Linked DNA regions of Homo sapiens: region 2 is linked to region 1. A link is an interaction called in ENCODE POLR2A ChIA-PET data of the cell type or tissue named here. Cell type or tissue: HCT116. All regions are shown on one strand. Each heading gives the region's core, and the rest is flanking DNA. Links, peaks and the distances in the headings are about the cores only.

Evidence for each region. ChIA-PET counts read pairs that join two places held together with the same protein. Peaks named below come from ENCODE experiments on the same cell type or tissue, not always from the same donor. Only the 100,000 strongest peaks of a DNase experiment are listed, where the experiment ranks them.
Region 2: POLR2A ChIA-PET joins it to region 1 with 5 read pairs; 3 of 35 experiments call an interaction of 5 or more read pairs at or near these places.

What each region holds. Positions count from the first base shown.
Region 1 is chr12:124,233,945-124,249,961 of GRCh38, forward strand. All of the region lies in intron 3 of ZNF664-RFLNA (ZNF664-RFLNA readthrough), which reads left to right. Among named protein-coding and RNA genes, the nearest start is that of RFLNA, 53 kb to the right of the region's middle. RefSeq lists an enhancer at 7,370-8,272. In HCT116, for the core only: no CTCF peak of the experiment used is centred there; a DNase peak (open chromatin) is centred at 6,717.
Region 2 is chr12:124,164,680-124,180,696 of GRCh38, forward strand. The region is part of intron 3 of ZNF664-RFLNA (ZNF664-RFLNA readthrough); the gene reads left to right. Among named protein-coding and RNA genes, the nearest start is that of RFLNA, 120 kb to the right of the region's middle. In HCT116, for the core only: no CTCF peak of the experiment used is centred there; no DNase peak of the experiment used is centred there.

The DNA.
Region 1 (16,017 bases), core at 5,426-7,925:
TCATCACCAGCACCTCAGGGAGCTCTCATCACTATTGTCATTGCTGCCACCACCAGCAAGAAGAAGCAACTAAGCCCCAGTTGTTATCTACAGTGGACCACTAAACACTTGCCTAAATCACCAGGCCAGCTTAACAAAAGTGGCCCACTAGACAAGAGAGGACAGAAGACCGGGTGCCCTGGCATGTCCGTAGGGCCTCTGTGCTAACCATCCCCCAGGCCAGAAGTGCTCTCCCTTGCTTTCTCATGGCTGGATCTTTCTCAATGTTCCCTTTGCATTTTAAACATACAAAAGACCTTCCCTGCCTACTTGATCTACTAAAGTGCCATGGTTACTTTCTATTACTTTACTCTGTTTAATTTCTCTTGCAGCACTTCTCACTATCTGAAGTGATCTGGTTTGTTGATCAGCTTCTTTATTTCTGTCTTCCCTGATGTGAATACAAGCCCGCAGCCTGTCTGCTCAAGAGCTGTACCCTCAGGGTGTAAAATAGTGGCTGGCACAGTGAGTGTTCACTAAATGCTTGCCAAATGAATACATAAACCCTGTGGGTTTTTGAAAAAGGAACTAACATGCAATACCACCACTTGTGATTCTTCACAGTTAAAAAGGAAAGAGAAGTTTCACCTATGAGTTTTATACAGGGAAAACATGAACAGGTTTGATCAAGAGCCACAACATAAATTATAAAGTCAAAAATTAACATCATTAGAGATTTTTTTTGGCGAATTATCATGCCTGATGGTCCTTCTGCATCACTTTAATTCTTAATATTGTCATCATTGCCATGATCACCATCACCATGACAGCATTGCAGTTTGAGGATAATAAAATGTTAAGGACCCTAGAGAATATCTGGGGAGAGGCCTTGTCATACTCATGAAGAAATCCGAGGTCCAGAAAGATGACATGAATTGCTAAAGCATTTTTCCATGCAGTCCTCTGGTAGGTCTGGGTTCCAGTTAATCCAATTGTCACCACCACCACCACCATCACCACCATCACCTCCATCATCACCATTACCACCATAATCATCATCACCACCACCATCATTATCACCATCACCATAACCACCACCATCACCATCACCATCACCACCACCATCATCACCATCACCATCACCATCACCACCACCATCACCACCATCACCTCCATCATCACCATCACCATCACCACCACCATCACCATCATCAGGGTCATCACTGTCATCACACTGTCATCACTGTCATCACTGTCATCACCACCATCATTACCATCATCACCACCATCAGGACTACCATCCACAAATGAGCCATCTTTAGAATGCCTCAATGCTTGAAATACCCTAAGGGTGCCACAAGTGGTTCCAGATGAAAAACTCCTTAAGAACATTGGGAACCGCTATCTTGTCATAGCACCAACACTCTTGTGCAACGCCCCCTAGGCTGAAAACAGATCAGGGTCGTCTCCTGCCAGGAAGAGAAACTTCTTATGGCTCTGTTCAAATTCCCTAGAAAAATATCTGTGGCTGAGGAAGTTGTATAGTAAATTTTAGTGGTTTGTACATACAATTTCTAAAACTCCCTTTCCCCTGTTATTTATTTGCTTACTCTAATTTAAGCACTTAAGGAAGACCCAAAATTCAGTGAGTGAGTCCCCATCAACCACCAGAAACAGAAAACAGGTGTGTTGTGCTGACAGCCACATGACCAAGGCTGGGAGGGCTCCCCTCCCTGAGACGCCAAGATAAACACACCCACAGCATCGCCCTGGAAATGGTGGCTTACAGTTCAAATGCTCAGGAGGGGATAGGAAAAAAAAATCAGGACAGCACCATAGAGAACAATTTCCGTCATCAACTTCTGTGCTCCTCCTAAGGGCAGAGGACCTGCAAATTACACCACAGCCCCTTGAGTAGTTTCCACAAGGACCGATGTTGATGGGGATCTAGAAAAACAAAGGCAAGCCATGCCCCAGACAAGTCTCCATCTCAGAAGCGGAAGTCCTTGGCATAAGCCAACCATATTGGCAAAGCCCTCGCTGGGTGAAAAGTGCAAAGCGAGGACAAATTGATGATGAGAAAACCAAGTCTGAAGATTTACTTGGACAAGCTAAAGGCAAGGAGACAGAGCTGGAGCTGAAAAAAGAAATCCAGTGTTAACAGGAGGTGCCCAGTGTGTTAACGGCTGTTGTCCAATATGGTAGCTGCTGGCCACATGTGGCTACTGAACCCTGAAATGTGGCCAATGCAACTGAGAAACTGGATTTTTAGTTTAATTTAATTTTAATCAACCTAAATTCAAAAACTGATACTTGATTCAGTTGTTAGGAAACTTTTGAAGTATGTTTGAAACAACTTTAGAAGGTGAATCTAGCTTTTCAACTGTGAACGGAGTCTTTTATGGAATTTACAGTTTTTAAATAACTGATGAAATGTACATAACTTTACAAATTTTCCATTAACATATAACATGCAAATTGACATACAAATAAGTATAAAATGCACATTGGATTTCGAAGACTTGGTACCAAAAAATAATGTAAACTATCTCATTCGTATTTTTTAATATTGTTGGCCTGTTGAAATGGTAATATTTTAGATGTGCTGGGTTAAGGAATATATGTTATTAAAATTATCTTCACCTACTTCTTTTTATTTTTTCATGTGGCCAATAGAAAATTTAAAACTACATATGCAGCTTGAATTCTGTTTCTATTGGACAGGGTGGCTGCAGTCAGTCGGGAGCTGACAGATACTTCTGGCCAGAGCGGCTGTTGACACCGCTCAATTGTTCTGGTGTCTCCTGTCCTGTGCCCACTCCCCGGCCACCACCTTGGGAGTAAATGTTAGCTGAGAAGCTGTTGCTCACCCAGAGAGGAAGTTGGGTGTAATTAGAAAACCGAATCATAACTTAGATATTTTACAGCTCCCTCTGTTATCATGGACTCTGGAACATTCCACAGAGTCTCAATACCCTGAGTAATTTCTGGGGAATTCTGACTCTGATCACCCAAGTAATTGGGTCAGCCTTGGTCTGACTTCTCAAAACCCCAAAAGTCCTATGCCCTGAATATGCCAGACTCTGTGGACCAGCTGATGTACCCTGAGCTGCCGCAGGAAGATTCTAGAGTTTGAGATACATAAGAATACAATGGTTTTGTAAATCTAAAATTATTTCAAATTAAAAAGTTTATTTTAAAAAATATGTAACAAGTCTTGGGCCTGAAGCCAACCTGAAGATTCCTCATTTTATGACCCCAAGATATGGCTTAGTAGTTCCTGAAGGAGTCATTCTCTAGTTCTCTGCCTACCAATATGGCAGCCACCAGCCCTGTGGGGCTACTGAGTGCTTTCTCCCTTCGGGTGGAGATGGATCACATGGAGATACGCCACACATGTGAAATACACACCGAATTCCAAAGGCTTAGTATGGAAAAATCATGCAAAATATCACCTTAATAATTTGTATATACTGATCACGTGTTGAAATGATAATATTTCAGATATACTGGGCTAAGTAAATTACATTATGAAAATTAATTTCACCTGTTCACCTGTTTCTTTTCACCCTTGTTAGTGTGGCCACTAGGAAATTCAAAATACACACACAGTTTGCACTTGTGGCTCAAATTCCATTTCTTTTTTTTGAGATGGAGTCTTGCTCTGTCGCCCAGGCTGGCGTGCAATGGCACCATCTCGGCTCACTGCAACCTCTGCCTCCCGGGTTCAAGCGATTCTCCTGCCTCGGCCTCCCGAGTAATTTTTATATTTTTAGCAGAGACGGAGTTTCGCCACGTTAGCCTTGCTGGTCTCAAACTCCTGACCTCAGGTGATCCACCCGCCTCGGCCTCCCAAAGTGCTGGGATCACAGGTGTGAGCCACTGGGCCTGGCCTTTTTTTTTTTTTGAGATGGAGTCTCGATCTGCCGCCCAGGCTGGAGTGCAGTGGTGCAACCTCAGCTCACTGCAACCTCCGGCCCCTGGGTTCAAGCGATTCTCCTGCCTCAGGCTCCCGAGTAGCTGGGACTACATGCGTGTGCTATCACGCCCAGCTAATTTTTAGCAGAGACAGGGTTTCACCATGTTGGCCAGGCTGATCTCGAACTCCTGACCTCAGGGGATCTGCCTGGCTCGGCCTCCCAAAGGGCTGGGATTACAGGCGTGAGCCACCGTGCCTGGCCTCAAATTCTATTTCTATTGGACATTGCCACTCCAGGACATCCTTCCTCCACCCTCAGAGGATGAGCTGTTCTCCTCTGATGGACACCTCATGAGATCCTATTCTGCATCTGCCCAGTGTGGCCACAGACAGGTCCCACCTCTGTAAGCCTCGTTCTCCTCGAGGAGAGGAGAATGCCTGTAACAGGTGAGAGAGCCTGGAAAATGGGTACTATAGTATTGTCTATGTCAGGGGGATGCTATGAGGAGTATTACCTGCAAAACGCTCGCTGCCCTGCCCACGGCATCAAAACCCTTCAGTCAATAAATCAAATATTATTTTTCATCTCTACTCCCACCCTTCCATCCGCTCTTGAGTCTGACCCTTTTTCATTTACCTCCAAGTTTTGCTTGCTTTCTCAACCCTCCTCCAAAACATCTTCCCCTCTTTCCCTACAAAACCCTTCCATCTTCAAAGATGCTTGGTTCTTCCCAGTTCTTGAAGTAAAACATCTCTTTCCTTGGACTTGTCTGATGACGGACTGTTCGATTTCTCTCCTTCCCTTTGCAACTCATGCGAGTGACCCACGTTTCCTTTGTCTGCTTTTGACCCGTCCACTCCTTTCAGGACCCCTGGTCAAGCCAGCCTCTGCCCACAGCCCGGGACTGACAGCACTCTCCAAAATTCACCGGGATCTTCATCTCACCACGCCTAAAGCCCCTTTACCCAGTTTCAGCCTTCTTAGCTTTTTAATTTTTTTAAACCAAGAACAAGAAAACTTCAAAATGCTCATTTAAAAGTACTTTTAATTACAGCAATCCAGCCCTCTCCCAGTGGGTCCCTAGGACTCTGCACCTTCCTGGGATGAGTGGGTAGGAGGTTGCCTGCATTTTTAATCTCTAAGCTCTTTGCGTTTGGGGAGTGAGGTCGTTCCTGTTTGGAAAGGCTGTTCTTATCTGGATGGAGCCCCACCTGTTTCCCTGGAGGGCAGAGTTCGCTGGGGAGTAACAGGAGTTAAGGCCTCCAGGTCCTCACAATCTTCATGTCACATGAGCTAAGCAGTAAACAGCTCTCCAGGACCCAAATAAAAAGGTCTTTATGGAGAGAACAAACACAAAGAAATGCCAGGATCCAATTCAAATGAATAAATAAACCCAGTTCCAAAGGCTGCAGGCCACAGGATTTCGGGGAGACTGAGCCAAGCAAGTTGGTTTCTTGAGAGTTGTTTCTGAAAGGGAAGGAGGAAGAAAGATTTCAGGGCCCGTCAGCAGATCCCAGCATCTCCAGACCCAGATCCATGAGCCATCTAGAAGTGAAAGAAGTTTCCCAACCAACAACTGTCCTACCAAATGTTGCGTTGGAAAATCAAAGTGAGATGACTCTCACAGGACCCGGGAACAGGGGACTCCAGGCATCCCGGGCCTGTGCGGGAGTTGGGGACCTGGGAGATGCTGACAACCAATGCAGGCTCTAGCAATCAGTGTCTTGTGATCTCAGCAACGCTGGGTCATCTGTCCCATGCCAGCATGGGGGGCTGGCCACTCTCTGTCCTGGCCTCTGCCACTCCATCCTTGTACAGCTTCACCCACCTCACCCCCTTCTCTGATGACTTTTTCTTTTCCCCACTGTTTCTTGTACTCATAATGTTCACACAAAGCTTCTCACAGCCCCGCGCCTGATGGTCCCAGCACTCTCTGCCTTCTCCGTGTCCAGGTTTCCGCTTCAGTTATGATGAGCCAACTCTCTCTGTATTCCTTATCTGAAATCCTGAGAATCAGATTATGGCGACAGAATCTCCTGGACTGCTAATCCCTTCTCATGAGCATGTTGTCAGATCTTGCCCTCGGCAGGAGCTATGCCGCCATGGCCCTAGCCAGGGAGCCTGGGTCCAGCAGGCACCCTGATTGGACAGGCTGGCACAACTTTCCTTCTGCAAGAGACAAAGCAGCTCACCCATCCATTCAGTCCATCAACATTTTAAAAGTATTTTTTATGTGCTGAGCGCTCAACAAGGAAACATGGGAGAAATAAACATCATTCTTGCCTTGCAGGAGCTCTCAGTGTGGAGAGAGGGACAGAATCATGATCAGCACCTAAGACAAGACCCAAGGTACAGTGATTGAGCTGGGGGCACCAGGAGTGAGGGTTAGTCACGTAGTAGAGACCATCAGGAGCAGGGCTGAGTCCCTAGGGCAGGTCGGAGTGTAGCCATAGTAAGTGTGGGGGAAGAGAGGATGAAAGGCACACACACAAAGGTTTGTTGGGCGGTATGGGTATTGCTGGCCCATAAAACAGAGACAAGAAGTGGCAGGAAATGAGTAGAAAGGGACTTGGATGCCATTTTAAGGACCTGGGTCAGTGCATGGCAAGTGATAAGGGAGCCACTTCAGGATTCTAAGCAGAAGGGTGTCCTGTCCATCCTGGCATTGAACATGAGTCACTCTGTGGAGCAGGGAAGTTGGTTAACGGAGACTGCCAGTGGCCTCTAAATCCCCTGTTCCTCTCCTTCCTGGGCTCCTCCCCACTCCCCCCAACAGACTACATTTCCCAGCACCCCTTGCCTCTAGGCAGGGTCATGTGATTAGTTCCAGCCAATGGATCATTAGCCAGAGTGATATGGCCACTTCCAGGTCTGGGCCCTAAAAGCTCCTGAGAGAAACTCCAAGCTCTTCTCTGTCTCCCAGCTGGACACAGAGGATCCAGTGAAGGATGCTGGGATGGAGACACAACATGGAAGAAGCCTGGGCCCCTGAACCACCATATGGAAGACCATCCTATGTCAGCATGAATGGGAAACACATTTTCCCTGTGTTAAGCCACTTTAGTTTTGAGATTGTTATTGGAGCAGTGAGGACTACAGCAGCTGCTGTTGAGAGATGATAGGAGCCTAAATCAGTGGGTGGAACAGATTCAAGCAATTTTAGGGCAATACCGTAATTATCACTTGACAATCAATTCCATGCAGGATGTGACAGAGAGGAAGGCACATCTAGCACAGGACAGGTGGACTGAGAATTTAGAAGGAAGAAAGGGCTTAGAAGGAAGGCAATGAGTTAATGCTCAGACTCAGGGGAACTGTGAGCTCCAGTGGAGATGTCTAGGAAGCTTGGGTGAGAAGTCTGCACCGAATGTGTACATAGATGGTACTTTGAGCCAAGAGAGCAATGAAATCCCAAAAGAAGAGGCAGGTGAGGTAGAAAAAGAAGTGACGTTAGACTTGGGGTCCAGCACATTTGAGGGGTACTCAGGGCTGGAGGATCCCACCGAAGAGATGAAGGAGGACGAGTCCGTGAGGTAGGAGATAACCAAGGACAGTGAGCATCATGGAAGCCCAGAGAGAAGCCAGGCTGCCGCAGTCCCCAGGGCTCTGTAACAAGTGATCCCCTCACTTCACAAGGGCAATGTTTATTTGCTGACGTTTGTTTTGGTAGGGCTAGGTGGGGACAGCCTCATCTCTGCTCCACTTGGCCTCAGCCAGAGTGACTTGGTGGCTGACAGCTGGAGCCACCTGAAGTCATGCACACTGTGGGCCTGATGTCCATTGAGGGGCCGAAGTCCACTGAGGCTCAGGCCAAATGGACAGTGATGGCCTCAGGAATGTCAGAAGACAGGGGGACGAAGGCCATCGGAAGTGGCTCTCGCTCCATTCTCATCCCATTAGCTAAGGCAAGCCTTGGGCTGAGCCCTTCAATGGGGAAGGGAAAAAAACACTGTCCACTCTCATAGTGGGCACTGCCAAGTCACCAGAAGGGGTGAGCATGTGACTGAAGCCCACAGGTGCCCTTGATGGACCAGAGTGGCAAAGGTGCCCCATTTCCATAAAAAAACGCTCTGTTTGTGCACTGCAGCAAGGCCGACAGTCCTGGCAGGTGAGGCTACGCTACAGGCACTTCGGTGAGAGCAGCAGGGACGGACGGCAGGGAGCCGCGACTCGATCCGCCGTAAGGGGTACTGTGAGCATACATTATTTTCCTCTGCCTGGTCAAAACAAAGACAAATGCAAATTACAAGAACATTGCAGACAACAAAAGAAAAATCCCGGAATCCCTCGTCTCTAGAAGTTTACACCTTGAAGCGTTGGAGTTTATGTTTGGCAAAAGCTCCAGCCTACTTCACCAACTAGAAACGCATGAGTTAAAAAGGAATGTTCTCTGCTGAAGCAAAATTTTGAAAAAGTCTAGAACTATCCGCCCATCTCTTCAAAGCTTACCTGGGGTCCTGTTTCCTGACTTCAACGCCTGTAACAGCTGAGATCTCTCTTCCCCAGCCAGGACCTGGTGAGTCCCTGGTTGGCTTTGCTGCTCTGCAGAAACAATGGGGTGTTTTTTTGAGGGAAATGGAGCATCTTTGCTGCTGTGGTCCATCAGCTGCACCCCTGGTTTTGACCTATGGTCTGGCCATTCAGGGGGCAGCAGGGTTGAGGAGGGGCTCAAAATAATGACATCTGTGTCTTTGCCCCAGACATCCGCCAACCACACTGGGCTCTTGAGAGACTTGGAGCAAAGTGGAAGGGCAGGGTGCAGAGCCTGGGGGCTGCCCAGAGGGCTGGGGAGCTGGCCCAACTCTGGGCTCCCTGAAATCCTCAGACTCTTTTTCAAACAGCTGGGGGATTGCTTAACACCCACAGTCGGTTTTTCCAAGTTCTGCTTTCTTCCCCTTGATTTAACCCTATATGTAGCTCGGTGGAAATTTCACCTTTGCATGGGCCTGAATGTGCATGCACCTGTGTGCACTTGTGCATTTATGCATGTGGGTGCACGTGCACATGGGTGCGCGTGCATGTGGGTGCACGTGCATGTGGGTGCACGTGCATGTGTGAGTATGTTTGCACACACATAGGGCAATAGTACAGAGAATAGGAACTTGGGAACTGGGCACTGAGTCTACAAAAATTACCAGCAATAAATTCATCTCGATTTCTATCACCCACTGGTACCCAACAAGGATAAGTTGGAATCATTTTTTAAAGTTGATGCTATATCATTCCATAGTGAAGAGGAGGGTTATGGATTGAATTGCACTCCTGCCCATTCATACCTCAAAGTGCTAATCCCCAGCGCCTCGGAATGTGACCTCGGTTGGAAACGAGGTTGTTGCAGATGTCATTAGTTAAGATCATACTGGAGTAGCGGGGCCCCTAGTCTGGTATGATCAGTTTCATTATAAAAGGGAGAAAGTGGAACAGAGGCGCACACACAGGGAGACCCTGAGGGAAGACTGAATTCTGCTGTCACCAGCCGAGGAAGTACCAGGAGCTGGAGAGAGGTGTGGAACAGACCCTTCCCTGGCACCCTGTGAGGGAGCATGGCCCCGCTGACACGTGGATCTCAGATGTGGAGCCTCCAGAGCTGTGAGATAATAAATTTCTGTTGCTTAAGCTGCTCCGTGTATGGTACTTTGTTACGGTGGTCCTGGGAGACTAACACAGGAGTTATGATGCTGTCGATTTCCAATGACGAGTGGTTAAAAACGCACTCCTTTTTGGTTCTTTGGGATGCATTTTATATATTCTTCTAAGACTCGCTTTCCTATTTTGTTTGTTTGTAATTTTGTCAGGGAGATGTAAACTAATAAACAAATGAACCCGCGTTTCCTTACCACGCATGCCTGCATTCCTCTTTCCAAGGAATAAGTCTTTCTTTACTCTCCTCCAAACTGGGTGTTTCACTCACATTCTCCTTATTGTTTCCTTCGTCACCTTTTTCACTCTCAGCTTTTATTTTAGGTCCAGCGGGTACATGTGCAGGTTTGTTACGTGAGTAAATTGCATGTCGCTGAGGTTTAGGGTGCAAATGATCCCGTCACCCAGGTAGTAAGCATAGTGCCCGAAGGGTAGTTTTTCAACCCACATCCCCCTGCCACCCTCCTCTGTCTAGTAACCCCAGTGTCTATTGTTCCCATCTTTGTGTCCATGTGCACTCGCCGTTTAGCTCTCACTTATAAGTGAAAACACCCAACATGGTTTTCTGTTCCTGTGTTAGTTCACTTAGGATAATGGCCTCCAGCTGCCTCCATGTTGCTGCAAAGAACATGATCTTGTTCTTTTTTATGGCTGCGTAGTATTCCATGGTGTGTATGTACCACATCTTTATCTAGTCCACCAATGATGGGTATCTAGGTTGATTCATGTTCTTTGCTGTAGTGAATAGTGCTGGGATGAATTGGTAGAACAATTTATTTTCCTTTGGGTATATACTCCATAGCAGAATCACTGGATCGAATGGTAGATCTAAGTTCCTCAAGAATCTCCACACTGCTTTCCGTAGTGGCTGAACTAATTTATGTTCCCACCAATAGTGTGTAAGTGCTCCCTTTTCTCTGCAGCCTTGCCAGCAACTGTTGTTTTTTGACTTTTTGATAATAACCGTTCTGACTGGTGTGAGATGATATCTCATTTTGGTTTTGATTTGCATTTCTTTAGTGATTAGTGATGTTGAGCATTTTTTCCTATATTTGTTGGCTGCATGTATGTCTTCTTTTGAGTAGTGTCTGTTCATGACTTTTGCTCATTTGTTTTTTGTTTTTTGTTTTTTTTTTTTGAGACAGTTTTACTCTTGTCACCCAGGCTGGAGTGCAATGGTGCAATCTCAGCTCACTGCAACCTCCGCCTCCTGGGTTCAAGTGATTCTCCTGCCTCAGCTTCCTGAGTAGCTGGGATTACAGGTGTGCACCACCACGCCCGGCTAATTTTTGTATTTTTAGTAGAGATGGGATTTCACCATGTTTGCCAGGCTGGTCTCGAACTCCTGACCTCAGGTAATCCACCCGCCTTGGCCTCCCAAAGTGCTGGGATGACAGGCATGAGCCGCCACACCCAGCCCTTTTGCCCATTTTTGATGGGGTTGTTTCTTGTTTGTTGAATTGTTTAAGTTCCTTGTATTCTAGATATTAGACCTTTATTGGATGCATAGTTTGTGAATATTTTCTCCCATTCTGTAGGTTGTCTGTTCACTCTGTTGATAGTTTGTTTTGCTGTGCAGAAGCTCTTTAGTTTAATTAGGTCCCTACTTGTGAATTTTTGTTTTTGTTCCTTCAACACTTAAAAAAAAATAACACCACCACCCTTCCTCACCCCAATCAAGTGGGGTGTGAGGCAGTGGTCTTTTTTTTTTGTTTTTTTTGAGACAGTCTCGCTCTGTCGCCCAGGCTGGAGTGCAGTGGCGTGATCTCGGCTCACTGCAAGCTCCGCCTCCCAGGTTCACGCCATTCTCCTGCCTCAGCCTCCCGAGTAGCTGGGACTACAGGCACCTGCCACTACGCCTGGCTAATTTTTTGTATTTTTAGTAGAGACAGGGTTTCACCGTGTTAGCCAGGATGGTCTTGATCTCCTGACCTCGTGATCCGACTTCCTCGGCCTCCCAAAGTGCTGGGATTACAGGCGTGAGCCACTGCGCCCGGCAGCAGTGGTCTTGATAGCCAAGAAAGTGGTTGTCTGGATAAGCTCCCGCAGCCTCACCATCTCAGCTCTGTAATTTACTAGCTCCAAGACTTCAGGTGAGTCACTAAACAGCCAGTAGCTTCAGTGTCACCAGCCGCAAAACAGGGACAATGACACCTCATGAGACCTGAATAAAGTAGTGCAAATAATGCATTATATCCAGACCATAAGAAAATGAAAAAGTTGAGTTTTCCAAGATGCATTGAATTTGCTCATTCATTTGGCAAACGCAATCAAGAACCTCCTCCTGCCTGTCTTGCTGTGTTCTGGGTGCGGCAATGCAAATGTTGATCAGAATAGTCCCCACCCTTAGGACTTTACCATCCTGTTCTTCACTAGAATGTGATTAGGCCTGGGAGAATTAGATGAGATGGGGACTTTTCAGCAATATGTGATAGAAATCCAGCTCAAACCTACTGAGACAGAAAATGACATTTACTGACTCACTTAACTGAAAAATCCAAGGGCAGATGGCTTCGGGCGTGGCTGGACGTGGGTGCTCAAACACTGTTATCAGGAATTGACCCCTCTCCACCCCTTAGTTCTGCTTTGCCTGACTTTGGTGTCCTTCTTAGGTGATAAGGTGGCTACCAGCTGCTTCTGGCTTATATTGTACTCATTTAGAAAACCAGCAGTAGAATCTTTTGCCCAAAATACCAACCAAAGTCTTATGGAGTGCTCACATTGGCTTGGCTTTGGTCATGCCCCTGTTTAGTGACCCATGCCCCTATTTAGTGACCCAGTTATATGGCCATGGGTTGGAAATGTACTGAATGGCCAGGTTTGGTTCACGGACCCATTCATGATGCCAGGAGGGAAGAATCAGCCCCTCTCAAGTCAGATGGATTGAATATAGAAAAGCAGTGATTCGGTCAGGTGCGGTGGCTCACGCCTGGAATCCCAGCCCTTTGGGAGACTGAGGCGGGCAGATCACAAGGTCAGGAGATCGAGACCATCCTGACTAACATGGTGAAACCCCGTCTCTACTAAAAATACGAAAAATTAGCCGGGTGTGGTGGTGGGCACCTGTAGTCCCAGCTACTAAGGAGGCTGAAGCAGGAAAATGGCATGAACCTGGGAGGCGGAGCTGGCAGTGAGCCAAGATTGCGCCACTGCACTCCAGCCTGGGTGACAGAGCAAGACTCCATCTCAAAAAAAAAAAAAAAAAAAACAAAACAAAAAGAAGAGCAGTGATTCCCCCTAAAAGGAAAATATGGGAATAAATATTGAGCGGGCAGAAACAATAGATGTCTGTTACAGAAACGGGGAAGGGAGCAAGTGCTCTGCCTAAGAGAAGAGTAAAGCTGCTAGGGAAGCTTCAGGAAGGGGAAATGAAACTGTGTTAGAGTTCCCCCAGGATAAAAATGGGTTATAAAAGGAGGAATTGCAGCAGAGGAAAATAGTTTGTGCAAAATACTTAGACCTATGTTCCCTAGAGGACAAGTCATTCTGTAAAGGCTAGGGTAAAGCTAATCTAACAGGGAACTTGATTTACTTGCTTGCGGTTAAGAGAACAGGCTGACATCCATAGTTTTGTTTCTTAGATTGTATGTTTCAGTTCCAGAATTTCTATTTGACTCTTTTTTATAGTTTCTGTTTCTCTGCTGAGATTTCCCATCTGTTTATTCATTGTGAGTATATTTTCCTTTATAATACTGAATGCAATAATAATAGCTGCTTTAAAATCCTCATCTGATAATTCCAAAGTCTGGATCATTTCAAGGTTGGTCTACACAAATTGTCTTTTCTCTTGAAAAGAAAAGAAAAGACTTTTTTCTTGAAAAGAAAAGAACATGGGCCCCATGTACCTGGTTGTATGTCAAATAATTTTGGATTGCATCTTGGGTCTTATGAAAGTTATTTGTGAAGACTTTGGACTCTGTTATATTTCTGCAAAGAGTTTTGTTGTCTTGTTGTTAAACAGAGGATTGAGTTGCTTGGGCTGAACCTTCAGACTGTCTCTCTTGGAGTTTTTAGATATGTGGAGATAAAAAGGGGCTGGTGACAGGGAGAGCAAAGGTCATTGTCATCCTGTTTCCCTGACTTGCTGCCTTCCTCCTGAGAGACAGCATGCCCAGAAGAGGAACTCCCTCTCGGGATACAGATCTGCTTATCCTGGGGAGCTTTAATGTCAAGGAAATGTGGTTCGTTAATGGCTGCAGAGATTGATCTCTGTGCTCTCTGAAGCTGTCTAATATGCTGTGATTTTCATGTCTAGCCTTCCACAGGGCAATAAGATAGGTCTTAGCTCTCATTAGCAAGCTTTGTGCTTTAAAGCCCTAAGAAGGAGCTACAAAAATTTAATGAAAGTTGAGTGTAAATGGTATAACCATTTGAAAAGCATTTTGGCAGCATCCAGCAAAGCTTAGGCTGTGCACACTCTGTAAGCCTGCAGTCTCTCTCCTAAATATATCCCCCAGAGCCATGTCTCTCAAACTCTTCAGATCATGACCCACAGGAAGAACATCTATATCCCAATCCTGCCGGCACCTATGCATGCAGACACCACACCTCTGAAGCAAAAGTGCCATGACATATTACTTACTATGTGTGATGCATTTCTAATACTGTTTTTTCCTATTATTTTTAATGCTGGGCATGGCTCACCAAATTGATTTCAATACTTATTAATGGCTACAACTCTCATTTTGAAAAATACAACCCTTGAGAAACAAGGAGACGTGGACAAGAGTATTCCTGCAGCATTGTTCATGATGGAAACAGGAAACAACCTAAGTAGCCATCAACAGGAGTATAGACAAATAAATATTCATACAAGGGGACATTACACCGTAGTGAAAGTGGATGGACTACTGCGGTGTGTGTCAGCGTGAATGAAGTTAGAAATTGTAATATTAAGGCCGGGTGTGGTGGCTCACACCTGTAATCCCAGCACTTTGGGAGGCTGAAGTGGGTGGATCACCTGAGGTCAGGAGTTGGAGACCAGCCTGGCCAACATGGTGAAACCCCCTCTCTATTAAAAATGCAAAAATTAGCAGGGTGTGGTGGTGGGCGCCTATAATCCTAGCTACTCTGGAGGCTGAGGCAGGAGAATTGCTTGAACCCGAGAGGCAGAGGTTGCAGTGAGCCAAGATTGTGCCACTGCACTCCAGCCTGGGAGACATAGCAAGACTCCAACTCAAAAAAAAAAAGAAAAAAAGAAAATAAATTGTAATATTGAGTGAAAGAAGCAAGCTGTACAAGAGTAGATACAGTAAGATACAGCTGAAAACATATAATACGTGGTGTTTGGGGAGATTTTCATGCCTATGTAAACACGTTTCAAAAAATGCACGTGAATAATTAACAGCAAATTCGGGGTAACTGTAACTTTTGGAGGGGGACTGGGGCTTCTATTGTTTTGTCTGGTGACCTTTTCTTTCTTAACCTAGTGGAGAGTGTGTGGCTCTTTGCTGTATTACTCCCTAAATCTTTTTGATCATCTAAAGTTCTTATTTTTAAAAAAACTCTAATGAAAGATCACAAGATTGCAAAACTGGTGCCAACTTTTCTTTCTCAATATTCCAGCTGCCAATATGCCGTTTTGCCTGCGGTTTGAGTAGCTCCTGCCACATTCCAGCCCTTGTGAACTGAGAATTTGCTCAAACCCTTTGTAAAATTTTAAATTACAGACGCCGTATAGAGGAACCAGAGCGCTCAGCCACTGTGACCCCACGCCCGTCTCATGTTGCCCATTATAACGTATTAATTTATATGGGAAAATGTGTAGCATACCCCTTGGCCCTGGGCCCATAACTGAGAAAGACTGCCCCGAAACACGCAGTCTTTAGTGCTTTTATATATTTAATGGCCTAGGGAATGAAGGAGGGGGTGGGATGGGGGCGTGGGGCAGGGAACTCAACGATTTACTCTGCCCCCAGCCTTTTTCCCTCCCACAAATGCTTTCCAGTTCTCTTTTTAAAAGTTTCATGGTGAACCAGTGAATAAATACCCCATAGTGGGCTGGCCTTTAAAAACAACAAAACTAGGCTACTGTGGAATAAATTATTGCCTTAGCAGCTAAGACACCTGAGGGAGGGGAAAAAAGAATGTGTGTATGTAATTGAGTGTCGTTGGAGAGCAAATTAAGGTGGTGTGTGTCTTGTTACTTAATGGCCCAGCTTAGGAGGGTTCTGGAAGGTTTCCAAAAACAGGAAATCAGGCCCCACTAATGTGCATGAAGAAAGCTGAGAGGGTCAGTGGAGGATGCAGGCACCCCGCAGCCGACGGCAGACCGAGGCAGGAAGCCCGTCTCACCTTTACCTGGCTTTCTTGTGCCAGCGAGGGTGACGTCCAGGAATGCCACGGTTCCCCTGTGAAACTGCTTCGTCTCATTAGGGAACACCTGAGTGCCGGCCTGTCCTACCAGAAATCCAATTTGGTGATCTGTCTGCCAGGTGTGTGATCCTGGAGTTCTCCACCCTCTAAGGCCTCACTGGCA
Region 2 (16,017 bases), core at 7,307-9,806, 67 kb before region 1:
GGAGTGCTTTTTTTTTCCTTTTTGAAATGGAGTCTTGCTCTGTTGCCCAGGCTGGGGAGTGCAGTGGCGTGATCTTGGCTTACTGCAACCTCTGCCTCCCAGGTTCAAGCGATTCTTCTGCCTCAGTCTCAGTCCCAAGTAGCTGGGACTACAGGTGCCTGCCACCATGCCTGGCTAACTTTTGTATTTTTAGCAGAGACAAGGTTTCACCATCTTGGCCAGGCTGGTCTTGAACTCCTGACCTCATGATCTGCCCGCCTCGGCCTCCCAAAGTGCTGGGATTGCAGGCAAGAGTCACTGCGCCTGGCCTGGAATGCTTTTAACAGCACTCAGCTCACCTCTTGAATGCTTTGCTGCTTAGAAATTTCTTCCACCAGATACCCTAAATAACCTCTCTCAAGTTCAAAGTTCCACAAATCTCTAGGGTAGGGGCAAAATGCCTCCAGTCTCTTTGCTAAAACAAAACAAGAGTCAGCTTTGTTCTAGTTCCCAACAAGATCCTCATCTCCATCTGAGACCATCTCAGCCTGGACCTTATTGTTTACATCACTATCAGCATTTTTGTCAAAGCCATTCAACAAGTCTCTAGGAGGTTCCAAACTTTCCCACATTTTCCTGTCTTCCTCTGAGCCCTCCAAACTGTTCCAACCTCTGTCTGTTACTCAGTTCCAAAGTTGTTTCCACATTTTCAGGTATATTTTCAGCAATGCCCCACTCTACTGGTACTAATTTACTGTATTAGTCCGTTTTCATGCTGCTGATAAAGACATACCTGAGACTGGGAAGAAAAGGAGGTTTAATTGGATTTACAGTACCATCATGGTGGGAGGTGAAAGGCACTTCTTACAAGGTGGTGGCAAGAGAAAAATGAGGAAGATGCAAAAGCAGAAACCCCTGATAAAACCATCAGATCTCATGAGACTTATTCACTACCACAAGAACAGTATGGGGGAAACCACCCCCACAATTCAAATTATCTCCTACTGGGTCCCTCCCACAATATGTGAGAATTATGGGAGTACAATTCAAGATTCAAGATGAGATTTGGGTGGGGACACAGAGCCAAACCATATCAATGAGCAAAGTGAGGCTCAGGAGGTGACTTCATTTAATTGCCCAAAGCCACCCAGCTAGAAAGTGCCGCAGTCAGCTTTGAACTCAGACAATCTGCTTGAGTGAGAATCCCAACTCCACCACAGCTGGTTGTATGATCTTGGGCGAGGCACTTCACTCCTCCAGACTCAGCAACCTCCACCAGGAAACAGTGGTAAGAATAGCTCCTCCCTTATTGGGTTGTAGTGAGGACTGAAAGAGGTACTACTTGGGAAGGGTTTGCAACATGATCTGGTGTTCAAGAAGCACTCTAATTGTGTTAGCTACCACTATCATTGTTATTATTGTTGCAATTTTTATTACTCAAGGTCATGCCTTTTCTCCTCCAGGGTCAAAGGTGGTCTCACTCAAGGTGAGAGAAGGGACCATGAACTAGTGGGGTTTTTCTTTTTCTTTTTTTTTTGAGATGGAGTCTCACTCTGTCACCTAGGCTGGAGTGCAGTGGTGTGATCTCAGCTCACCATAACCTCCACCTCTCAGGTTCAAGCGATTGTTGTGCCTTAGCCACCCAAGTAGCTGGGATTACAGGTGTGCGCCACCACACCCTGGCTAATTTTTGTATTTTTAGTAGAGACAGGTTTCACCATGTTGGCCAGTCTGGTCTCGAACTCCCGACCTCAAGTGATCCACCCGCCTCGGCCTCCCAGAGTGCTGGGATTACAGGCGTGAGCCACCTAGCCTGGAGTTTTTTCTTTAATTTGGAGGAGGGAGGGGAGCTTTGGTTCTGACCACAGAGTGTGAACAAATTTTGGTGTCTGCAGCAGAAGTAGACTAAGGTGACCCATTGTCCTGGGTTGATGTCTGTGACGGAGGGGTTTCCTGGGATTTGAGACTGTCAGTGCTAAAACTAGGAAGGTCCTGGGCAAACCAGGAGAAATGTGTTACCCTAGAGCCGATCCAACATGCCTGAAGCTGTTTCCCTGGGCTTGGTTCTGGCTTCCAGAGGTTCCACTTACAGAGGTTTCCTTATAATAAACATAGGTTAGATTAAAAGCAGAGAGGAGGGAGAAGGCAGCTCTCCTCTCAGGAGGAAGGTGGGCAGTGGCTGCTAAATAACAGACCTCATCTTAATCCAGGGGGCTGGATTAATCCAGGTGTCCCTGGACAGCAGCCTGGACCTCTGCACGTGTCCCCTTATTGGGTCCCAATTTTCCATCGTTCTTGGGGCTTCCTCCAGGCCCGCTCTGGGCAGGCAATAGAACTGCCTCTTCCTGAGAGTTCTCTGCTGCTCTGATCCCAAGAAGGAAGCTGGGGTTCTTGGGAACCTATGGCCTGTCACAGCTGCCTTAGGGATCGTGCACCTTCATCTCTCCATGTGAAGGCACACAAAGCCCTACTGTTTGGACAGGTCAGGAGTGCCGGCGCCCCTCCTCTGGTTTCTGGTCGCACACGATGGCTTAAGCTTGGAGACTGTGCTGTGCAGGAGACAGATTCCGCCGCCTCCCCCACTCGGGTCTGTTTTTCAGCCGTGGCTCCGGCAGTGGGTCTGATTTTATCCCGCAAAGTGATGTCCTGTGACCGTTCGATAGTTCCCTGAGTCACTCAATAAGCCAGTTGGGCCCCATCTCCCTGCCCTCTTGCGAGTGTCGGGCAGAGCCATGCTTCTTTGTCACCCCTCTTTCAGGCTCTCACGTTCGCCGGCTCATCTTAGAGCTTCCTGAATACACGGGAAGCTTTCGCATCCCACAGTGTTCCCTCTTCCAGCCTGGTGCAGAGGCTGTGTGGCCTGACGGTCAGGAACCTGCGCTCCAGGAATCTTGGTTCTGCTACTTAGCAACTGAATCGGGCAAGTCTTTTCACCTCCGAGATCTCAGTTTCCCCAACTGCAAATGGGAAACAAGTATGTTCTAGTTATCCATTGCTGCACTAAAAAATCACCCCAAAATATGGTGGTTAAAACAATAGTTGGTTACTATTTCTCACGGTTCTATGGTGTATTAGTCCGTTTTCACACTGCTGATAGAGACATACCCGAGACTGGGCAATTTACAAAAGAAAAAATTGGACTTACAGTTCCACATGGCTGGGGCAGCCTCACAATCATGGCAGAGGGCAAGGAGTAGCAAGTCCTGTCTGACATGGATGGCAGCAGACAAAGAGAGAATGAGGAAGACACAAAAGCAAAAACCCCTGATAAAACCATCAGATCTCATGAGGCTCATTTACTACCATGAGAACAGCATGGGGGAACCACCCCATGATTCAATTATCTCCCGCTGGGTCCCTCCCACAACACAGGTGAATTATGGGAATACAATTCAAGGTGAGATTTGGGTGGGGACACAGAGTCAAACCATATCACAAGGTATGAGTAGACGAGGCTGTCACTGTTCTTGCTGACAGTGTCTCCTGAGGCTGCAGTCAGATATTGGCTGGAGCTAAAGTTATCTGAAGGCCCACCTGGGCTGGTGTCCAAGACGGCGCACTTCTACAGCTGGTGGTTGATGCTGGCTGTGGGCTGGGAACTCAGCTGGGGTTGTTAGCGTCAGTGCCTATACCTGGCCTCTCCATGTGGCTGGACTCCAAGAGGGAATGTCCCCAGAGCAAATATTTCAAGGGAAGAGAAGTAGAAACTTCTAGACCTCTTCAAAGGTAAGCACTGGGATGGCACGACATGATTAGTCAAAACCTTCAAGGGGGTAGCATAGTTCCCAGTGTTCGGGGGGAATGGCAGTGTGTACAGGGAACGGACAAGTGGATGGCAGCCTCCCACAGAACATAATATATCCTGGCATATATCACAGAACGACACCCAGTCCACAGTGCTGTGGCAATGCTTTGAAGGGATATGCAGGGGGAGTGTCTGGCATGTAACATGCATTTGTGAAATGCTGCTTGCTCCCAGCATTCACTGTTAAAGAAGCAGAGGCTGGAAGAGTCTTGCATACATATATCAGTCTAACCAGGCAGGAGTGAGGCTGGCATCTAGGGGCCCCATCTGCTGAAGCCAAGCTCTTGAGTGCTCCAGAGAATAACCAAAGACAAACTCAGGAACAGAATAATAATCATAATAGTTACAGTTATTACATATTATCTAATGGAGAATAAGATAACTGTAATAATATTAGTCGTAAGTATATATTATCTTATAGAGAATAATATAACTATAATCATAATAAGTATTATGTATTATCTAATAGAGAATAATATAATTATAATCATAATAGTTATATCTACTATATAGAATATATTAACTATTTTATTAATTATATGCTATATATACTATATAATATATATAATATACTTAGCTATTATGTATTTGTTATGGTTTGACTGTGTCCCCACTCAAATCTCATCTTGAATTGCAGCTCCCACAATTCCCACATGGTGTGGGAGGGACCTGGTGGGAAGTAACTGAATCATGGCGATGGTTTCCTCCATACTGTTTTCCTGGTAGTGAATAAGTCTCATGAGATCTGATGGTTTTATAAGGGAGAGTTTCCCTGCACATGCTCTCGCTTTGCCGGCCGCCATGTAAGATGTCACTTTGCTCTTCCTTCATCTTCTGCCATGATTGGGAGGCCTCCCCAGTCATGTGGAACTGTGAGTCCATTCAATCTCTTTCCTTTATAAATTACCCAGTCTTAGGTATGTCTTCATTAGCAGTGTGAAAACAGACTAATACAGTATTATATATACTACATTACATATAATTATTGCATATAATATGTATACTATTATATATGCCATCTTGTATATAATGTATAACACTCTGTTATTACTGTTGATCACCCTTATTGCACCCTCATTCCCTTTGTAGAGCTGGGAAACTATACAAGTAACAGGAAGCCTCTCCTTGCCTCCCTGATGACAAAAGCATCTTCTGCTTTGCAGACCTGGGTGGAAGGGTGGGGTGGGGCCTGACTGATTACCAGCAGCACTGGGCTATCTCAACTTACCACACACCTTCAGTGTTGACCTTTAATGGCCGTACAGCACCCTGCTCCCCAGCCCTCCACACCTCTGATATCTCACCCAGCCCAGGCAGGCTGCAGGTTGTCAGGATCCATCTGCACTAGCATCAGGAGGCTGCCTTGGAGGCCCACGTGCTCCAGGGCTGATATTTACAAGCACTCAGCATTGGAGCTGCCTTTGTTACATCTAAAAAATATGGTAACTTCTGGGATGGGGCCAAGGCACAGAATTGCTCAGGTAGTAACTGGAGGACAGAGAAATAATAGTGGTAGAGATAAGAAACCTTGATGGTAATAATACTGAACAGATCAGGAACAGCTGCTTTGCCACTTAATATTTCACAAGCATTGTAATCACTTCATCCAGTCCCAGCCCATCTTACCGGTGAGATAATGAAGTCAGAGAGAGGGAATAATTTACCACATTGACATGGCTAAGAAGTGACAGCACCAGACCCCCGATGGAAATCACTCTAATTCCAAAGCCCCTACACTGACCATCCTCCACAAAACTGTCAACCTGTGCAAATACATAATTATTGAGTCCAATGGAATTTTCATTATATTTGTCTTTTTCACATAATATTATTTTATTAAGACTCATTCTGGTCCTTAAATAGTCTTTGGAAACATGATTTTAATTGCTGTATAATATTTAAACACATGAATGTACCATAACTTGTTTACTTTCCTTTTTTTGGATATTGGATTGTTTCTACTTTTTTTTTTTTTTTTTTTTTTTGAGACAAGGTATTGCTCTGTCACCCAGGCTGAAGTGCAGTGGTGCAGTCTTGGCTCTCTGCAACCTCTGCCTCCTGGGCTCAAGCCATCCTCCCATCTCAGCTCCTGAGTAGCTGGGATTAGACGTGTGTGCCACCACACGCAACTTATTTTATTTTTTGTAGAGACAAGATCTTGCTGGGTTGGCCAGGCTGGTCTCAAACTCCTGGGCTCAAGCGATCTTCCTGCCTTGGCCTGCCAAAGTGCTGGGATTACAGGCATAAGCCACTGCACTCTGTCTATTGGCATCATTTTTATGAGGTTGGGTGTTCTCTGGAGAGACCTTCCAATCACAGGAGAGTCTCAGAGATGATAATTGTGTCTTGACTGAGAAAAATGAGCCTCCACAGGTTCCCTTTCCTGAGAGAAGACTCCCCAGATCCAGCCCATGAACGCCTATTCCCAGCAAGCTCCCTCCATGAAATCATAGTTTGCTTTGCACTTCCAAATGAACAACGCCACCTCCCCGGCTGGCTAACCCATACCCTGTTTCAAATTGCTTCGGTTTCACATTCCACAGAGGTATTTCCTGATGTTCACTTCATCCAGCAGTGTCTGTCTAACCCCGGGATTACTGAGAACCAAGAGACAACCCTAAATTTTTCTTTTTTTTCTTTTTTCTTTCTTTCTTTTTTTTTTTTTTCACTTTCCCCTAAAACCCCACAGACTTTTGCCACCTGCCTTCTTTGACCATTCCATTCTCGCTCCCTTCGGGGTATTTTGGGAGAACCATCTAAAGAAAAGTCGTTTGGGATTTTTTTTGGTTGTCTTCTCAGAAAGTGTTTTGAAATCCAATCTGAATCTCAAGTATGTTTTGAGTTGTGTTCAACTTTTAATGTTCTGTGAAAATTTGGATTTAATTAATTTCTCTTGCATTCGGAAACAGTGTGATACTTTTCTTTTTTCTGTTTCCTGGACCAAGACCTTACCACATTCATGGAAAAAATGAGGTGGTGCGGAGTATTTTCTCATAAGAATTCATATAAAATGGCTTGGACAGGCATGGTGGTGTGCGCCTGTAGTCCCAGCCACTCGGGAAGCTGAATGGGAGGATCACTTGAGTGCAAGAATTTGAGTCCAGCCTGGGCAACATAGCCAGACCCTGTCTCTAAAAAATGATAATAATTTTAAAATGGATTGAAATTGTTGCATAAGGGGAAATGACCGATTTCTGACCCTAAGGCTATGCTAGCAGCAAACTGCAGGTGAATGTGATTGGGTGTATTTCAACCCCAAAGGGGAACTTGTCATGTCATCTGGTGTAGCTGACACTGGTAGTGACCTTTGTGACTTCATGGGCCAATAGGCCATGCATTTCCTTTGTGTGGTGGAGCCCCAGCCACTGGACTTGAGTCTATAATGCTGTGTGCATGAGTTTCCTCTTGCGACTGTAATAAACTGCCACAAACTTAGTGGCCTCAAACAACACAAATGTGTCACCTTATCCCAAGTTCCGGAGGGCAGAAGTCCAAAATGGGTATTATGGGGTTGAAATCAAGGCGTTAGCAGGGCTGCTCCTTCTGGAGGCTCTAGGAGAGAATTTGTTGTTGTTTGAGACAGGGTCTGGCTTTGTTGCCCAGGCTGGAGTGCAATGGCACGATCTTGGCTCACTGCAACTTCCGCCTCCCAGGCTCAAGCCATCCTCCCACCTTAGCCTCCTAAGTAGCTGGGACTACAGGTATGAGCTACCACACCTGGCTATTTTTTTTTGTACTTTTAGTAGAGATGTTGTTTCACCATTTTGCCCAGGCTGGTCTCGAACTCCTGAGCTCAAGCAATCCACCCGCCTTGGCCTCCCAAAGTGCTGGGATTACAGGCATGAGCCACTACATCTGGCTTCTGGGAAAGAATTCATTCCTTGCCTCTTCCAGCTTCTAGAGATTGCCACATTCCTTGGCTTCCAGCCACATCACTCTGACTTGGGTTTCTGTGGTCACATCTCCTTCTCTGAGTCCGACCCCCTGGCCTCCCTCTTATAAAGGCCCTGGGACTACATTGGGCTGACTCGGATAACCCACTACCATCCCCCACCTCAAGATCCTTCACGTGACCACATCTGCAGAGTCCCTTTAACCATGTGAGGTCAAATGTTTGCAAATTCTGGGGACATCTTTGGGGGCCGTTATTCAGCCTGTCCCTCCAGGCTCAGGCTCACCACCCCAAATGCCAGGACATCCCAACAATTGCCTGTCAGTGTTGGGAGAGGAAGTCTTCCCCTGCCATGGATTCCAGCTCACAACCTCTCTTCCACAGCGAGTAAGTGTGATCTGGTGGTACAGAGGTGATACTTGAGGACACTTCTGAAATATTTGCGGGGCAAAGTGAGGTGGGGGCATGCCCAGATGGTGGTGGCATTTCCTGTGGGAGGAGGCCCCACCGGGGAATTTCACTGTCAAGAGACTAAGAGTTGAACCTCAACCTGAGTCACCAGAATGCCTTCGGGCTTCAGAGTCTCCATCTCTAAGATGTGGATGAGAAGCTGTCCCTGGGGTTCTCATGTGAATTAATGGAGGTGAACGTGAATCCAATAAAGCGCCTGTCATCCCAGCACTTTGGGAGACCCATGCAGACGGATCACCTGAGCTCAGGAGTTTGAGACCAGCCTGGCCAACATGGTGAAACCCCATCTGTACTGAAAATACAAAAATTAGCTGGGTATGGTAGTGCATACCTGTAATCCCAGCTACTTGGGAAGCTGAAGTGGGAGGATCTCTTAAGCCCAAGGAGGCGGAGGTTGCAGTGAGCCAAGATCCCACCACTGCACTTCAGCCTAGGTGACAGTGAGACCCTGTCTCAAAAAAAAAAAAAAAAAAAGAAATAAAGAAAAAAAGAAAAAAAAGAAAGCGCCTCGCCTGTGTCCTATGATCATGCTATCGCCATCAGAGAACCTTAGTATTGGCGTATGAAGATATGAAGACTGGGGTGATATTGCACACTTCATAATGAAAGCCTGAAATAATCAACCTTTTAGATTCTAGTTAAAAAAAAAAGCAACAAAAACAAGCAAATGAACCCCCTAAGGACCAGTTAATCAGAAAGGAAAGCCCAAAGATTGTCTACCTCCCTTTGCACCTGGTGGGGTGGGCACCTTTGCAGAACCATGCCTGGTGCTGATAGATTTGGTGGACTTGTGGGGCCAGTTTCAAAAGTGCTGTGGGAAGCCAGGTGGAGAATTTTCAGGTTGCTCAATGGCAGACACGATGGTCTAACTCCAGGCAAAGATCTGAATCTTGGCGATTGGTTTATTTGATCTGCCTAGTCATCTGTTCACTTCCTTCATCTCCTTTCTCCCAAATCTACCCTGCTTGCTGAGCTCAGAAGGCTCGGGGACAAAGCTCTGGCTTCGGCGTCAAACACCCCTGCATTCAAATCCCAGCCCCGTTCCTTACTAGCTGGGTGACTTTGGGCCAGTTACTTAACCTCTCTGATCTGAGTGCTAAATTATTGAAAATGCAAACAGTCGAGAAAAAGTGCTTATGGGAGTTTCTAGGACATAGAGGGTGATCGGTGAGTGCTAGTTTCTTTCCCTCCTGTTGGGAGATATTTACTCAGTAGAGTCTCATGAGAGTTGAGCTATGGTGGTACAGGAAACAGGTCCTGTTAGACATATTGAGAATGTGTGTTCCCATATTGGCTTCAGGGCCATTAATCTCTCTAGGCCTCCGTTTCCTCATTTCATCAGTAAAATGAGAAAAAAAATGGTCTCTCTGACCTCATAAGGATATTCAAGAAAATAAGGTAGTGATCTTTGGAAAATCAAGTATAATAGCCCATTATTGAAGAAAAAGAAAAGTATTCATTTCCAAAAGCTTTCAGGATGTACATATGTTCTACATTCTCTTTAAAAGCATTTGTTTTTCTTGGGAAAAAAATGAAGCCTACAGCTTTTAATGATCAACCACAATGGTCACCATCCATTTGAGAATAATACACACTGATCACGTCCCCTGGCGTGTGAGCTACCCGCGGAGTACTAGCAAGCACAGACTTCATGGTTGTCCTATGTGCAACTGACCTTGACCTCTGATGCTGTGCATCTTGGCACAAAACCAACAGCTTCGTTTTGCAGAGAGCCCATTTACGGGGCATCCTGGGCTGGGGGGTGACTCAGTAGAGGAAAACGTGGCCACCCGGCCAGCTTGGAGGCAGCCACTTCAGCCAGTTCCAGAGGAGGATGTGTAAGAATGGTCAGCCCCAGTGGAAGACCTTTCCTGCAAGGTCAGCGGCAATGATTTCATGACCGGTGGGCCCACCCTGACTGCACAGCCGTGGAAAATCCTCCAACAGAGACGGGAAAGAGAAAAGGGAACCCACCCTACCCAGAAATGAGGCTGGGCTGAGCACAGATGGTGCAGGCTGAGAAGGGCACTGCCAAGAAGTACAGACCGAAGGAGATACTTCCAGCTGCCACCAAGCTGCTGGGACACGGGCGTGCTGTCCTTCTGGTGACAATGAGAGCCATCCGAGGGCCACCCTTGGGATATTGTGCAAATGGCAAGTATTTCAGATGGCCTGTGGGTGTCCGAGGGAAGGGAGCAGTTTCAGGGCTTCTGTTTGAGAGAGTTATTTTTTTTTTTAATGGAAAAAAACACCACCCGCTTTGCCTGTGGAATCATCAGAAGTTGGTGATGATGACAGGAACAGGATCTCAGAATAGGAACCAGCTGGAGATTCATATGGAGAAAAACAAAGGTCTTGATGATTTATTTTTCTCTCTTCTCTCAGCATGTTAGCAAAACAAACAAACAAAAGGGGAAAAAAAGCTTCAATGAACTCTTAAGAAACAAAAATGAAAACACACAGAGCATCTAGGGAATCAGCTTTGCCCTTCCCCGCTCCTGCAGGATTGGAGGGAACTGCAATCATTGTGACCACTGGGAATACTGGCCTCTGCCATAACACTCCAAGAGGCAAGCCCTAAATGGCACCACCAGGCAAAATGGCAGGCCAAGTGGAAAGGCAGGAAGCGGCTTCCACTGGCTGCAAACGCTTGGCTCAACACCACGGGCTGTTTCTGACCATGGAGAGGGCAGCACCTCCAGCTTCGCAGGGGCTGTGTTCTGGGGACAGCCACGGACATCTCCCACCTCATCCCTCCATTCATACCTCCCTTTCCATAGACAGTCGGGGACTCTAATAATCCCCAGCAATGAACCTGGGCCGAGGTGGTCATGGATGGGTGGTGGTCATCGGTCATTGCTTTGTGGGATGTCAAGCTGGAAGACAGGAAGGGTGAAGACAGGGTAGCTGTGGGAGCGCTACCCTCGGGGGCTTGCTGATTCTTATGCACTCTCTCTGGCATTGGAAGGACTTTCAGACTGTTTCAAATTATCTATGAATAAATTTCCTTTTGGATCGTCAGGCAATCAGGCAGCAGAAGTGGAAGATGCCTCCTGAGCCAGCAGAGCCCCTCCAGAAAAATGCCTGCCAGACGCTGGGAACTTGGCTCGAGGTTGGGTCTTCACAGCCAAGGCTTTGGCGTGGAGATCAGAACGGAGGGTTCTAATAGCAACCAGGTGGATGCGGAAGGGCACCCGAGAGCCAGCATCCCTCCAAGGCAGAGCATCAGAAAATGAAAAGCCCTATGATTGCAGGAAATGATCCTGCAGTAGGAAAGACAGCGAACTTTGCCCCCAAGAGGAAAAACATACTTTTGCAAAAGATTTTCTACCAGAAATGGAAGTAAATTACAGAAAGCTGTCTTGTGTTCACAATAAAATTCAAGGACATGTGACCTTAAAATGAGATAAACTTAGATGCAAAGACACAGGATTGCAATGAAAAGGAGACATGGCAAAGATGAAGGCAGAAACAGCCAGGGAGCTCCGTGTGTCTAGGAAGGCCCTGAGGAAATACACCTGAAAAACGGACGGCGGCATTCGCAGCAGAAACAAGTGAAACAGTAGAAAATTGAATCAATGATGTCCAGAAATGAGGGGGAACTATTGTTTGCCAAACAAGAGCCATGTTCCCACCTCAACATTTTCCAGGCTAACGGAATCCTTATCTTCCTCAGAGTCCTGAGCCCTTCTAGGGGGCGGGCGCTGGCCCCTCTTTGGCCCCAGGATGTGAATCTCTGTTGCTTAAGTCAACCACGATGCTCTCATTCGCCTTCAGCAATGACCCTCTTAGGCCTGGTCATAGGATGCCCAGCCAGCCCAGGACTCATGAGGTGGCCTCTGCAGGAGGACATGTGGAGAAGGGTCTCCTCACCAGGAGGAGGAAGCACGTGGAGGAAGTGGTTTTTTTCTGAGACATTATCTTACCTGCACACAATGCCTGTAACTATGTCCTCCCTCTATCCACCAAAGACGGCAGAGAAGAAAGAGGGAAGGAACCTGGATTTAAGCTATGATGTTACTGAGTTAGCCAGTCCTGGAGTTTTCTACCTCTGCCCCCCTTGTTATGAGACACAATGAATATTCCTACTGTTTTAGTCACTTGCAGGAGGGTGTCCTGCTGTACGTAGCTAAAAATACCCTATCTACCAGCTGGGTGTGGTGGTGCATGCCTGTAGTTCGTTTCTCAGGAGGCTGTGGCAGGAGGATCACTTGAACCCAGGAGTTCGAGACCAGCCTGAGTGGCATAGCGAGACTCGAGTCCCTAAAAAATAAAAAGTGCCACATGCCTGCCTGTAGCCTGTAGTCCCAGCTATGTCGGAGGTCAAGGCAGGAGGATCACTTCAGCCTAGGAGTTTGAGGCTGCAATGCTCTATGATTGTGACATTGTACTCCAGCCTGGATGACAGAGGGAGCCCGTTTCTAAAAAAAAAAAAAAAGAAAAGAAAAGAAAAGAAAAGAAAGAATAGAGAAAATACCCTATCTAGGATAAGTTTAAGCAGCTCTCCTAGAATGCAGAAGGAGAGAAAACAAAAAGAGATGGTGATAAGACAAGAATGAGAAAAATGGGAACCAAACAATGGGCGACATCCTGAAGAAGAAACCAGAACAAACCCAGACAGGCACGATAGAAGCTGCGAAAGGAATGTGGGTCTGCAAACTGAAAATAATGCCTGGCTGTGGGTCACACTCGGACGAATCCGTGTGAAGACAGTAACACACTGGGCAGAAAGGCAAAGGATATGGACAGAATTCACAGGAAAATACTGTTCAAATGGCCCTTACGTTTATCAGCAGATCCCTGGCCTTCCTCCTAATAGAATTGAAGATCGAAACTAGACCCTGTTACCATTTCCACTGCCTGTCAAGCTGGTAAATGTGCAAGTTAGAGAGAATGCTGTGGGTCCTAAGCTGGGGCACCAAGGATGCTGGCCCATTGCTGGTAGGAACGTCAGGGCTTCAACCGCACCTGGGGGCAATTTGTTAACATAACAAATGCACACACCCCTTCTAGGAATTTATCCTACAGTGATATGCACAGGTGTGAAATAACACTTGGACAAGGTTACATAGTGAAGCTTACTCCTAATAGCAGAATATTGGAAACAACCTGAAGTCCATTCATAAATTATGATCCATCAAAAACTAGACAACATTTAATATCCTGGCATAGAAACATCTCCAAGATGGAGTGTTAAACATAAAAGGCAAGATGTGAATAGCATACTGCCATTTGTGAAGAAAGGAGGAATCAATCAATATATCTATTTATCGATCAATTATCTATCAATTATCTATCAATCTATTATCTACTTATCTATTGATTAATTTTTTTCTTTTTTATTTTTTTGAGACAGAGTCTTGCTCTGTCACCCCCAGCTGAAGTGCAGTGGCGCGATCTCGGCTCACTGCAACCTCCACCTTCCAAGTTCAAGCGATTCTTGTGCCTCAGCCTCCTGAGTAGCTGGGACTAAGGTGTGTGCCATCATGCCCAGCTAATGTATTTTTGTAGAGACAGGGTTTCACCATGTTGGCCAGGCTGGTCTTGAACTCCTGGCCTGAAGTGACCCACTCACCTTGGCCTCCCAAAGTGCTGGGATTACAGGCGTGAGCCACTGAGCTTGGCCCTGATTGATTTTTTGACTTTCTATTATCTATCTATCTATCTATCTATCTATCTATCTATCTATCTATCTATCTATCTTATCCATCTGTCTATCTATGCATCTATCAATCATCTATCCATCTCTTTGCTTGTTGTTAAGGACTGAATAGTGTCCCCCTCGAATTCATATGTTAAAGCCCTAACCCCAATGTGACTATATTTGGAGATAAGGCTTTTAAGGAGGTAACTGAGGCTAGATAAGGTCATGAGGTGGGTCCCGGATCCAGTATGGCTGGTGTCCTCACAAGAAGAGGCACCAGGGATGTGTGCACACAGAAGAAAAGGCTGTGTGAGGGCCCAGCAAGAAGGTGGTCATCTGCAAGGCAAGGAGAGAGGTCTTGGGGAACACCCAACTGCCAACGCCTTGATCCTAGACTTCCAGCTTCTAGAACTGTGATAAAATTAATTTCTATTGTTTAAGGCACGCATTCTGTGGTATATTGTAATGGCAGCCCTGACAAACACAGATTTTGATACCAAGAAGTGGGGTGCTGCTGTTAACAAATACCTAAAAGTGTGGATGTGGCTTTGGAATTGAGTAAAAGGTGGAGGAGGAAGATTTTTGAGGTGCATGTTAGAAAAAGCCTGGATTGCCTTGAAGAGACTGTTGGTAGAAGCATGGATGTGAAAGGTGATTCTGGTGAGGGCTCCGATGGGAAGGAGGAACATGTTATTGGAACTGGAAGAAAGGTGACCCTTGTTATAAAGTGGAAAAGAACGTGGCTGGATTGTATTCTGGTGTTTGTGGAGAAAGGAGAAGTTAAACATGATGAACTTGGATAAGAAATTTCTTTTTTTTTTTTTTTTTGAGGTGGAGTCTCACCCTGTCACCCAGGCTGGAGTGCAATGGTGTGATCTCGGCTCACTGCAACCTCTGCCTCCTGTGTTCAAGAGATTCTTCTGCCTTAGCCTCTGGAGTAGCTGGGATTACAGGCACGTGCCACCATGCCCGGCTACTTTTTGGATCTTCAGTAGAGACGGGGTTTCACCATGTTGGCCAGGCTGGTCTCAAACTCCTGACCTCGTGATCCACCTGCCTCGGCCTCCCAAAGTGCTGGGATTACAGGTGTGAGCCACTGCACCCAGCCTTAGCTGTAGAAATTTCTAAGCAAAGTGTTGAAGGTGTGGCCTAGTTTCTCCTTAATGCTTATTGCAAAATGTGAGAGAACAGAGAAATATAAACTGAAGGAATTTTAAGCAAGAAGGAACTAGACCTTGAAGATTTGGAAAATTCTCAGCCTATTTATATTTCAAAAAGTGAGGAAGCAGGTTCTGGAGAGAACAGCAAGGGTGTGGCTGGAAATTCATTTTATACAGATATTGTGGGTGCGATGTGTGGATTTAATCAGTCATTTCAGCAGAAGTTAGCCATAGAGATGGGATTATACCAGCAGAGACACTGCCAGGCCTGGACCAATGGGGACAGAGACAGGACATAGTGTCCCGTGGAGATGGATGTCCTGGAATTTGACAGGACAGTAGAGTTATTCATCTGTGAACATGCACTATCCTTTAAGAAAAGAGGAGGACGCTGGAGGCAACTCAGAGGTTGGCAGGGCTGGCACTGCCACCACAGACAAGGGAACAAAGCTGTGTCCTTCTTAGTTTCAAAGGGTCAGACTGTTGCTCAGAGCCTTGGGGGTGGGGCCACTGCCTCGGGCCATGGCGCCCGGACTACAGGCTACTGCCCCAGTGGGCCTGGAAAGCAGGATGCTGAGCTGAAGAGGATTATTCTTGAGGCTTAAGAGCAAATGGAATTTGCCTCGCTAGATTTTGGACTTGCTTGGGACCTATCACCCCTTTCTTCTTTCCGATGTCTCCTTTTTGGAATGGGAATGTCTATCCCATGTTGGTCCCACCACTGTGTCTTGGAAGCACATAACTTGTCTGGTTTCACGGGTTCACAGCCGGAGAGGAATTTTGCCTCAGGATGAATCATGTGTTAAGCCTCACCCATACCTAATTTAGATATTCAGACGAGACTGCACCTAGAGTTGACGCTGGAATGCGTTAAGACTTTTGGGGCTATTGGAATTGAATGTAATTTGCATGTGAGAAGGATATGAATTTGGGGGACCAGAGGGTGAATTATTACAGACTGAATTGTGTCCCTCCTCCAAATTCATATGTTGACGCCCTAACCCGTCATGGGACTGTATTTGGAGGTAGAACCTTTGAGGAAGTAATTAAGGGTAAATCAGGTTGT